Regions from separate parts of the Homo sapiens genome. Here regions 1 and 3 are each linked to region 2. A link is a contact called in ENCODE Hi-C data. All regions are on one chromosome and are shown on one strand. Each heading gives the region's core, a stretch centred on a gene start or an enhancer-like site at or near the end of the contact. The rest is flanking DNA. Distances are from core to core; before and after follow the strand shown.

The links. Hi-C counts contacts between places; a loop is a spot of excess contacts on that map. Pooled maps may share reads with other maps.
Region 1: a loop to region 2 is called in a pooled map, with 5 times the contacts of the local background. The contact joins the promoter of SRP9 here to the enhancer-like site in region 2. A Hi-C loop is called at or near these places in 2 of 37 single-sample maps with no recorded cell type and 3 of 50 pooled maps.
Region 3: a loop to region 2 is called in a pooled map, with 4 times the contacts of the local background. The contact joins the promoter of SDE2 here to the enhancer-like site in region 2. A Hi-C loop is called at or near these places in 1 of 37 single-sample maps with no recorded cell type and 7 of 50 pooled maps.

Annotation. Positions count from the first base shown.
Region 1 is chr1:225,775,813-225,779,930 of GRCh38, forward strand. SRP9 (signal recognition particle 9) reads left to right here and starts at 2,014. Exons shown (of 3, transcript NM_003133.6): 1 at 2,014-2,200. The coding sequence starts at 2,129. RefSeq lists enhancers at 1,007-1,767, 1,514-1,733, 1,984-2,353.
Region 2 is chr1:224,497,042-224,500,846 of GRCh38, forward strand. It overlaps a transcript of CNIH3 not described here. Among named protein-coding and RNA genes, the nearest start is that of WDR26, 64 kb to the left of the region's middle. RefSeq lists enhancers at 764-1,293, 1,019-1,218, 1,294-1,825, 3,201-3,701, 3,702-3,805. Within about 2 kb of position 1,275, at least 30 of the 41 ENCODE cell types and tissues checked have a DNase peak (open chromatin) inside an H3K27ac peak, as active enhancers do.
Region 3 is chr1:225,997,048-226,000,966 of GRCh38, forward strand. SDE2 (spliceosome associated SDE2) reads right to left here and starts at 2,296. Exons shown (of 7, transcript NM_152608.4): 1 at 2,146-2,296. The coding sequence starts at 2,265. RefSeq lists enhancers at 1-27, 2,151-2,260, 2,781-2,930, 2,951-3,050, 3,131-3,180 and 1 more and a silencer at 2,321-2,600.

The DNA.
Region 1 (4,118 bases), core at 764-3,263, 1.3 Mb after region 2:
CTGCCCTCTCTGCCTCTGCTCATTGCTCTTTATAGCTTCCCTCAACACACACACACACACACACACACACACACACGTGTCTCATTAAATGAGGATTTGGGTCCCTGGCTCATAGCCTTCTCCTTCATCTTATTCCTTTTCTTACTCATAGAAGACTTTGACTTTGTGTGGACAACCCAACTATAAATCCAGCCTCACCAGGGACTATTGCTACTCTAAAATGTTAAACCCCAATATCCAATCTGACTAAAACTTATTTCCTGCTATATTGAATTCAGATTTCCTTTAATCCTGGTTCCTTAACTTCTCTCTTTTGACTCAATTAATTACCAGCTATCTAGCATGGATCCCATAATTTATCATTTCAATCATTCTCTTGCCAGTACCACCTACAACATTCTTGACCCTTTGTTCTTCTTCCTCATGTACCCTATAAATCCCTAATATCTGTCTTTTCCAGTCCAAAATCCAAGCTTCTGGGTGTTGCTGGAGACAGACCCTAATTGGGGCTATTCCCAGATATGATCTCCAGTTTCAGCTTTTTACTCTACTTGACATATTGCTTTTGAGTTTCTTTTTTTGTTGTTGTTGTTGTTGTTGTTTTAGAGACAGAGTCTTGCTCTGTTGCCCAGGCTGGAGTGCAGTGATATGCGATCTTGGCTCACTACATCCTCCATCTCCTGGGTTCAAGAGATTCTCCTACCTCAGCCTCCCGAGTAGAGTAGCTGGGATTACAGGCACCCACGACCAAGCCCAACTAATTTTTTTATTTTTAGTAGAGATGGGGTTTCACGATGTTGACCAGGGTGGTCTTGAACTCCTGACTTCAAGTGATCTGCCCACCTCAGCCTCCCAGAGTGCTGGGATTGCAGGTGTGCACCACCGCTTCCCACCTGTTTTTTTCTAATAGGCTTCCTTATTCATTTCTCACAATGGCTTTTCCAAACCTTCTCCTCAAGGATCCAAACCCATCCTTGCTTCCTCAAAGATCCAAAACCACCCTTCCTATTTACGAAGGTGGTCTCCTGTCTTAGGTGACAAGAAAATGTACCTTCTTGCCCTCGTATCTACATGCTCACCTATACCCTCACCCGACTTTTCCCTCCTCCTCACCCCATCAAAGGCAATAATGCACCTGTTTTTATTCATCTGGGCCTTTGGTCTTCCCCTTCATATTTCCCGAGACCTCGCTTTCTTCTTTCTCTTGTATTTTTTATTTTTCTATCTCTTATGTGTCCTTCTCTAAAAGTTATAAACATGCACAAAATCTTTCCATCTCAAAATATAATACCCTTTACCTGGTGTCCCCTGCAGGCCATCTTCTTTATTTATTTACTTTTGCGCCAGCGTCTTCCTCTGAAGCCCAGGCTGGGTGCGTAGCGCGATCATGGCTCACTGCAGCCTCGGACTCCCGGGCTCAAGCGATCCTCCTGCTTGGAGGATCAGATTTTTTATCCTTGCAGAAGTGATAATATGGCTTCTTCCTCATCTCCTAAACACCAGTCATCTGACATACACTGCAGATCTAAAATGGGCCTACGTGTTCTGCCCTTCCTTGCCTACCTGTTGAGCTTGCACCGCTTCTGTGAGTCTCCCCCCACCCACAAGAGATCCTTCTTCCTTCGCGCTCCACTAACCCGACATAAATGTTTATCATATAAAGTTTTCCGTTGCACTCTTGTGTTTATGTCTCCTGGCTTCTTCACCAAGCTGTGTGACAGCTGGGCCCTGTCGCCTCCTTCCTCGTATATGCAGCGACTATCGCAGAGCCGCTTAATCTTTGTTGAAGGCAGCTGCGGTTCAGCCCTGAGGGCCACGGGACGGACGCCACTCATTCAGCCCTACCGGGGGCGCTGTGGCAGCCGGCATTGGTTGCCGTGCCCTCCGCTTGTCTCGCTCAGCTCTCGAGCCACACGCCCTGGGCTCCGCCCACTCCCTGACAACATCCCTCCTGCCCATTGGGCGAGCATGGACGGGGCTGTCCAATGGAGCGAGGCGTTGGTGCGAGGAGGCGCCGCCATCTTGGGGCTGCTGGGACTCGCGTCGGTTGGCGACTCCCGGACGTAGGTAGTTTGTTGGGCCGGGTTCTGAGGCCTTGCTTCTCTTTACTTTTCCACTCTAGGCCACGATGCCGCAGTACCAGACCTGGGAGGAGTTCAGCCGCGCTGCCGAGAAGCTTTACCTCGCTGACCCTATGAAGGTAAATCGCTGGCGGGGCCGCTGCTTTGGGCCCCAGCCCAGGATGTCTTCCCGCCATCCACTCGGCCCCTGGAGCTTCCCCAGCGCTCCCAGGAGGTGCTGGGAATGAACACAAATGGACCCTGCCAAGTTAATGTTCTGCTCTCTCGTCCCCTTCTTCCCTGATCTAGCGGCCCAGTGAGGCCCTGAAGCTGGCAACAGCCAGGTTCATCTCAGCCCTAAACATTTCTGCAATCGATCTTCCCGCCCCAGTCCCTCAGCTTCCTTTATGGCTTCGGTTGTTTTACGAGTCCCTGAAGCCAGGGCTCCTCCCCCTGCAGCTTCCTGTCCTTTGTCTTGGTTCACTTTTCCTGTACCGCCTAGGCGGTAAGGGTACCTCATGTATATAAAACTGATGATGTTTTTTCTACTACCGCTCAGACATTCTTGAAAGATTCCAATTTGGAAGCATCTGTACCCCCCAGAATATTGGTTCTTAGTATTTTGGGAGTCACAGGCTTTGGGACCATAAGAATAATATTTGCACCTTTCCTCAGAAAAATGGTATAAGTAAATGTATAAGTAAATGTTTGCAAACAATTTTAAGGGATTCATGGACCTCTGAAATACATTCTTAGCCCCCACAAAAATTATAATGGAGGTGGATGTCAGAGGTTAGCTCATTATTAAAAAGCAAAGGAGTCCAAGTGATGGGAGTTTAGCATTCGGGTCTTACTTTTCGTCTCTTGAGGTTTTGGTTATTTTATTGTCATGTCTAAGAATTATTTGAAGCATCTTCGTGTTAATTAAAAGTTCTGCTTCTTTTTAGAACTCAGCATATTGAAGGGATTTTATACTGAAAACCTCAGACCTGGTTATGTATGATGCTTCTTTTGTTTTGTGTTTGTTGTAACTCAGTTATCTCTTTTATGCTGCATTCATTTCCCACTCTCGTGTTACTGACCCCAAGTTAAATTAGGTTCTGTGGGAGACACAAAGGTGAATGAGATTCCGTTCAACCCTTAAGGAGCTGGTATTATTGGAGGGTATTATAGATCCAGTGTATTGTGACTGTATCCCTCGGAGAAGAAAGAAAATTAAAAGCAGATAAAATCTCGGAAAACCGGGGCTCAGGATCTTTTTTTTTTTTTTTCAATAGTTTTATTTTTTTTGAGACGAAATCTCGCACTGTCGCCCGGACTGGAGTGCAATGGCTCAATCTCAGCTCGCTGCAACCTCCACTTCCTGGGTTCAAACGGTTCTCCTGCCTCAGCTTCCCGAGTAGCTAGGTTTACAGGCGCCTGCCACCACACCTGGCTAATTTTTTGTATTTTTAATAGAGGCGGGGTTTCACCATCTTGGCCAGGCTGGTCTGGAACTCCTGACCTCGTGATCCACCCGCGTTGGCCTCCCAAAGTGTTGGGATTACAGGTGTGAGCCACTGCGCCCAGCCCAGGGCTCAGGATTTACTGTGTGAAACTATTGATGATCATTAAGTAATATGAATTATGTTTTAAGTGTATGCAGTGAGCTGGTAACCTGTAACTCCAATGCCACATACAGTTTATAGTGCATATAAGTTTAAAGTGTGCAGCAAGAAATGTTGATAATTATGATTAAAAATAGTATTAGACCCACAGAAAGACCTAGCTAAGTAACAAGCTGTAAAACATACTTCTATTTTTTACAATAAAATGATACAATAATAAATGATGGAAATTGTATTTTTTAAATTGAGTAATTTGTTTATAACACTGGTGACTTCTGGTTGCTTCATTTGGTTAGCTTCCCTTGTTGGCAGGGTCATTTGTTTCTTCATTCAGACAATGCTACTCTGAGACCACACAGGACTTTTATCCAGAAGTACCCACAGTATAAACTAAAAATACTTGAGACAACAGTAAAGAATATATAAATTCACATCAAGAGTAACTGTACTG
Region 2 (3,805 bases), core at 25-2,524:
ATAAAAAGGAATGAAGTACTATTATATGCTACAACATGGATGACTCTTGAAAACATGCAGTGAAAGAAGCCAGTCACAAAAAAACTACATTTTATGATTCCATTAATATGAAATGTTCAAATAGGCAAATCTATAGAGACAGAAAGTAGAGGAGTGGTTGTCAGGGAGAGAGGCATAGGGAGGAATTGGGAGTGACTGCTAATAGGTACAAGATTTCTTCCTGGGGTGATGAAAATGTTCTAGAATTAGCTAGTGGTGATGTTTGCACAACATAGTGAATATACTAAAAACCACTGAACTGTATACTTTAACAAATGATAGATTTTATGTTTACTTTAAAAAATGATAGATTTTATGTTATGTGAATGATATGTTGATTTTTAAAGTCTAGGAATTAATCAATTATACTGTGATGGAATATGATATTTTAAGTCAGAAATTTACTTGTGGCATCATCTTCACTGTTCATCTGTAGAATCAGGAGAAGTGATGTTTCCTAGGTTGCTGTGAAGATTAGATAAGATAATGCATATGACAGACTTAGCTGCAAGAATATGGGTTGGGAACCCTTTGTTGTTATAGATGCATTTCTAAAGCAACTTTTTTTATGTGTTGCTGTTTGTTGGAGCCCTCCAGGAGGATCTTGGCACTGAGAGAAATCCCTAAACTAGAGTCATGGCTGAAGAGTGCTGAACACTTCCTGCACTGCTGGCTGTATGGTGGTCAGATGCTCCTGACTATGACCCTGCAGTGAAGCCCGGATCTGGGCAAAACTGAGAAGTAGTTGACACTTGCATCTCTTTCCTGACTGTCTTTTCTGGCCTGGTAGTCTTTTGGGTTATAATTCAGCATCTCTTCCATCTGCATGTCTCAAGTGATTAGTATTTTCCAAAGTGAGCTCATCACATTAATCATATTAGGGTATGAGCAGCCCTTTTAAGCTGTATTTGTATCTTACAGGAAGACCAGAAAAGCTCAGAAGGAGGAAGAATCTTCAGGCACTGTGCAAAGGGAGGGCAGGGAGAGGGGGAAGTTATTCTGCAGCAGCAGTGCCTTCCTGGGCATCCTGAAACCACCCTGATTCAGGGCCCATCTGGCCTCCTCATCTCAAGGCCAGTCTTGCTTGGCCTGTGCTCACTGCTGCCACTGCAATGCCATCTGGAAGAGAAAATCAGGACAATGGCTTCAGTTTCTTGCTCTCTTAGGATTAGGCTAACATGGAGGCCCCAGCAGCCCCAGCAAAAGCAGCAGTGATGGTGGTGGCGGTAGGGGTGTCATTAGCAACACTAATGAATCACTGCTGGGCCCGGTTCTCTTCTCTGACTCAGCTTGAAACTTCTTTCAGTTAACAGGAAGCCAGTAACCAGTAAAGTCAAAAGCTTATATGCAACTCTCTGGATTGGAAACCACTGGGGTGTTTTTTAAGCTTCTATTTCTAAAATAAGAAGGGAAACCAATGGACAGAAGCTTCCCTGTCTTCTTTGATGCAGATAAACTATGTTGGTAGAGGGTGATTGTGAGCTGGGGCCCTTGTTTCTTATGAAACTAAAAAATTCTACATGAGTTTACAAAAACAGGAAGCTGGCAGTGAAAGCTATTGGAATTATGTAAATGAAACAGTCAGTTTGGAATGCAGGTGGGAGTGTGCCTGTGGGAAAGAATGGAGAATGCATCAGAACACGGGCAGCCAGGTTACCATGCGCTGCTTCAGCACAGGGGAAGATGCGGGGGGCAAGGAACCTTCACTGCCCTGGCGTCATCAGCCCAGTGCTGCAACAGTGCAGCAGAAAGGGCAGCGGGGAAAGGCGACAGGAAGAGGAATCAAGACACTTACATTGCTCTAGGAGAGATTCGCATTTTTTTGTGGATCTGAGGATGGGAGCTCTGGGAGCTCTGGAGCCTCTTCCTGTCCGCAGGCACTGCAAAGCTTTAGCACACCAGTAGCTCCCCAGAGGGCTGGGAACCCATGCCAGGACTGGCACCCGCTCCGGGAAGGGGTGCTGGGAGTGCCATGATTTAGATCAGTGATTCACAAACTTTTGGTAGTGAAGACACTCCGTTAAAGCTTATTGTTTTGGGGTTGTATCCTACTCCCCGCCTTTTAAAAATGTTAGTTAAAAATTTAAATTAAAATGGACTTTGTTTTAAAATTAAAAATTTCCTGTTGTTTGAAGCTTCTATGACAACTGGGTAGCCTTCTGAGGTATTGTAATACAGTATTAGGATTTGGACTCTCTGCTGTATACACTAAGCTCTTAAGGGTGAAGGGCAGGCCATTGGTTCTGATAAGAAGAGAGGTTGCCATAGGTATCTCTGCTTTCTTACTCTTCCCCACTCCAGGCCATGTGGACATCTGGAGATATTTGATAAAATGTCCTTTACCAGCCGAGACTCATGACTAATCAATCGTTGTTTTTGTTGGTTTGCTTCTAATCCCTCTCCCTTCCAGTCTATCTTTCATCCTGCCATCAATTTCCTAAAACAGATTTGATGTGCCACCTCCCTCCTCAACAGTTTTCAATGGGATTTCCTACTGCCTGCATAAAGTCTAATGCCTTAGAATGGGGCAAGGAAAGCCTTTCATGATTTAACCCTCTAATACCTTTCTAGTTTCAATTTTTTATAACTCTCTATTTCGGGTCATTTTTTGAACATCAAGAAACTGAAAAGCATAGCTCAACTGCCTTATACAATACACGCCGTTATTTGCTTCTGGGACAAAAGAAGTCTAGAGTCAGCTGACTGGGCACTGTGGCTCACACCTGTAATCCCAGCACTTTGGGAGGCTGAGGCAGGAGGATCGCTTGAGGCCAGGAGTTCAAGACCAGCCTGGGCAACATAGCGACATCCTATCTCTACCAAAAAAAAAAAAAGAAAAAAGAAAAGAAAAAGAAATCTAGTGTCAGAGTGGGGCTTTGGGTAAGGCTCAACAATTCCCCAAGGATCTAATTCCTTTCTTTCTTTTTTCTTTTTTCTTTTTGAGACAGGATCTTACTGTGTCTCCTAGGCTGAAGTGTAGTGGCACAATCATGGCTCACTGTAGCCTTGACCTCCTGGGCTCAAGTGATCCTCCCACCTCAGCCTCCTTAGTAGCTGGGACTACAGGCCTGCACCATCAAGCCTGACTAATTAAAACAATTTTTTTTTTTTATAGAGATAGTGTCTCCTTATGTTGCTCAGACTGGTCTCTTGAACTCCTGGTCTCAAGTCATCCTCCCACCTCAGCCTCCCAAAGTGCTGTGATTACAAACTGAGCCACTGTGCCTGGCCACAATTTCTTCCTAATTCTCATGGTCCCAAAATGGTTGCCAGCAGCCTTCATCTCATGTCTCTAAAGAAAGAATGACTTGGCTGGTGCAACAGTTCATGCCTGTAATCCCAGCACTTTGGGAGGCCGAGGCAGGCAGATAGCTTGAACTCAGGAGTTGGAAACCAGCCTGGCCAACATGACGAAACTCTATCTCTACCAAAAATACAAAAACTTAGTCAGGCTTGGTGGCATGCATCTGTGGTCCCAGCTGCTTGGGAGGCTGAGGAGGGAGGATGGCTTGAACTCAGGGGGCGGAGGTTGCAGTGAGGCGAGATTGTGCCACTGCACTCCAACCTGCTGGGCGACAGAGTGAGACAAAAAAGCAAAGAAAAAAAAAAAAGAATGACTTTTCCCCAGCATTCATGACTGATCTTTAATCTGAGTAGACTTGTTTCTGACGTACATCTGCCCCTGCACCAACCCCAGTCGCCAGTGGGCTGGGATGTGCTGAGTGGCTACCTGCTGCACGATTTCCCTTGACCTCAAGACTCCCCA
Region 3 (3,919 bases), core at 1,046-3,545, 1.5 Mb after region 2:
GGTTTCTCAGTGAATAAGAAAGCAGCAGACCTTCGTGGGGGTCGTTATGACATTATGACACATCACCATTTCCTGTTAACTCTGCAGCTGTACATCGGTGTAGTGTGGGGGAAACAAAAACAAAAAACAAAAACTTTGCAGCTGGCTTTATCTGTGTCTGTTATCCCAGCCTGATGAAAAGCAGGGCAGATTTTTATTTTCTCAGTGGGAGTTAACACTAACTTCATCATGTCTCAGAATAGTTTTGTTTTTAAAAACATAGGTGTGAACTTGAGCTATTCTTACTTGTTCCAGTATCTCAACTAATATTCTTTTGTGTTTCTATTCATATTTGCTATGGTCATGTTCCTTAAGTTTCTGACTGAATCCACTCATTTATATTTCTTTATATATACTTTTTCAGACCGAGTCTTGCTCTGTCACCCAGTTTGGAGTGCAATGGCTCAATCTCGGCTCACTGCAACCTCCACCTCTCAGGTTCAAATGATTCTTCTGCTTCAGCCTCCTGGGTAGCTGGGATTACAGGCGTCTGCCGCCACGCCTGGCTAATTTTTGTGTATTTTTAGGAGAGATGGGGTTTCACCATGTTGCCAAGCTGGTCTCGAACTTCTGACCTCAGGTGATCTGCCCGCCTCGACCTCCCTAAGTGTTGGAATTACAGGCGTGAGCCACCACGCCTGGCCTATATTTCTTGCTTCCGATTTAAAAATTCTTTTTTCCAACATACCTCATGATTAAGATCCTATTTTTTCTGGTTTCACTTTGGATCAATTGTCAGCAAGTTTGAAAACTGTACTCATAGGCCGGGAGGAGTGGCTCAAGCCTGTAATCCCAGCACTTTGTGAGGCTGAGGTGGGCGGATCACCCGAGGTCAGGAGTTCAAGACCTGGCCAACGTGGTGAAACCCCGTCTCTACTAAAAATACAAAAATTAGCCAGGCATGGTGGCGGGCGACTGCAATCCCAGCTATTTGGGAGGCTGAGGCAGGAGAACCGCTTGAACTCAGCGAGGCGGAGGTTGCAGTGGGCCGAGATCACGCCATTGCACTCCAGCCCGGGCAACGGGAGTCAAACTCCGTCGGGGGTGGGGGAGGGGGAGAAAAGAACACTGTACTCATGAAATAAGAATTATTTTCAAAGGAATTAGAATGCAATTATTTTCATGGTCAAAAACAGTTGTGCTTACAGTTTTTAGACTGGATTACAGAGCAGGAAGGAAAACATGGAAAGTGAAAAACCGTATTATTTGCAAACACACATTGCTTCTTCACGGAATCGATCCAAGTCTCTTAAAATTTTGGTCTAGACTGCAGTGTTAACATTTGTTAAGCTTATAAATAGTAAGCAGAGGAAATAGCCGAGGAAAGCACGGATGAGGTGCGGAAAGAACAGAGTTCTAGATCAAGTGCCAACATTAAAATTAGATTCAGGGAAACCACTAAATTCTTTTGACAACTGAACAGGTTTAATATCTTATAGCTGGTAAAAGCTTACTTACTTGAAAGTTCAGTAAAAGCTCACGTGTAACTCTGGAAGTCCCTGGTAGGTTTTCACAAATATGCACGGACAAATGAGACCATCAAATTAATAGTGAACACTTCTACGTAACAGGCCCTAAGAACCCAGGCCCTCAACAGGACACACGTGTGAATGCTTGGTCACAACGACTGACCAGAAGAATCAATTTTCCTTCCCAATCATCCTTTGGCCTGGGTTTGGATATGACATACTTCTCTAGGCTGGGGCTAACAAGGCTGTGTGATGAGTGGACAAAATACACGTCACATAACCATAGTAAGAAGGTGAAGACTGGAGCCTTAAAAATCAGCCGGCCCAACTGCCAGAAGACCATTATATTTACGGATAAAGAAAGAGAAACAAAGTATTTGTAACTGTGAGCGGGACTAAGTGCCTGTAACAGTTTTTTTCTCCCTCTTGGTGGGAAGGCAAAACCACCACCACAAAAGAAAAGCAAAGGAAGGTCTCAGTAACAATTCGAAGCACCTTAACACTGAGGAACTCTCAGCCTCAACGAGTGAAAACCCCAGAGAATAAACGTACCCCCGCCCCGGACAGACCTACTCCGCACCCAGCGCTGCCACCTGTCTGCCTCTTTCTCCTTCCTAACAGGAACCGAAATCCTCACCTGATCTTGGCAGTGCCGGTGGATAAAATCCCGGACGGTGCACCGACCCGAGGCACACCGCACCGCCTTGCACCCGAAGCCAGGGCCGCGAATCCACACCAGCGCCGCGGCCTCCGCCATGTCACCGACTACCCGAACCTCAAGCCTCTCTGAGACACCAGGCGCCGCAACTCGCCCGGCGCCTCTTGATGACGCGAGCATCTTCCAACGCCCCGCCCCTCACGCTTCCGTTCACCCCTCCCCTCCCCTGGGGCGGGTCAAGTGAGCCGGGCGGCGGGGCGGTGCGGGCTGGGGGAGGGGAACAGGAAAGGCCTGGCGGAGGCAGATAAGGCGGCAGAGCACGGGGCGAGGCGTTGCTAGGAGAAGTTGCTAGGGCGGGGCTCGAGGGACCGGCTATAAAAGGCTGGCGCTGGGTTAGGTTTCGAGCTTCCTGGCCGTAAGCGATAAGGCTTTAACTGAGAACCACCTTGTGCTGTAGGCTTTGGCCCTTTTCCTCACATCTGTGTAGTTATTTTTGGGTCGCGGAGAATTGTGGCCCGAGAAGGCTCTGCTCCTTGAGAGTGTGGGGAGAGAAGCTGCAGTCCCGGAAGCGGTTTTAGGGGGCCGCTTCCTTGGCCTAGAGGAGCTCCCCAACCCGAGGGGGCAAGGGAAACGACCCCCAGGAGGCCCCTAAACAGTGGCCGGCGTGGTTTCTCCTCCAGCTTTACAGAGCCTTCTCTTCCCCTCCAGAAACAGCCAACCTCCGGGTTTCTGCCTGCCACGCACGGTTTATTCTTATTTCCGCCTGTTTGTGCACTGCGTTATCTCCACTTCAGCTCTGTTTTCAAAATATTTCACAGCAAGTGGGCTCTTGTGAAAGGCAGTGACAGGAGTGACGTTTATAGTCATGCTGCTTCAAAAAACCCTACCATAACTTTTATTCTGCACCATGGAAACACACTCGGACAGATTTGCATAACGTAACCTTAAGGCTCAGGGAATCCGAAAGAGTCCCTTAATATTTAACAGAATGAGATTATGGTATTTCTAAAACCCTGAACAATTCAAAAGCCACCAGTGTGAAGATAGGAAGGTTATTTGGAGATATCTGTGCCTGCTAAACACAAATGCATCGGCCCACAGAATTGCCTTCTCTGCTGTTAAAATGCTTGGCAAATGGAACTCCTAGCTGAGGGGGTAACAACAAAAAATTCAGAAATCGTTTAGCGGTGGCAGTATGTGCGAAAATGGAATTTCAAGGCCTGGGAAGTTAATAGATTCAGTGGTCTTTATTTCACACACGAGGGAAAGTTGGGGAGAGAAAGGGCCTCCATGGGGATGCCAGTAGATAAATAAAAATTACAAAAAAAAAAATAATAAAGATAGATTGTACTGGCCGGGCGCGGTGGCTCATGCCTGTAATCCAGCACTTTGGGAGACTGAGGCGGGCGGATCTCGAGGTCAGGAGTTCGAAACCAGCCTCACCAACATGGTGAAACCCCATCTCTACTAAAAATACAATAATTAGCCGGGCGTGGTGGTGCGCGTCTGTAATCCCAGCTATTCAGGAGGCTGAGGCAGGAGAATCGCTTGAACCCGGGAGGCAGAGGTTGCAGTGAGCTGAGATCGTGCCATCGCACTCCAGCCTGGGCGACAGAGAGAGTCTCCGTTTCAGAAAAAAAAGATATATTGTACCTAGGAAGCAGTATTTCGGAAAGGTGGTGCCATGGCAACCCTGGGGCGTGAAGGTGTCGCCAGGTTACATGTAAGCCGTCCAAACTCCAGAAACCTCAAG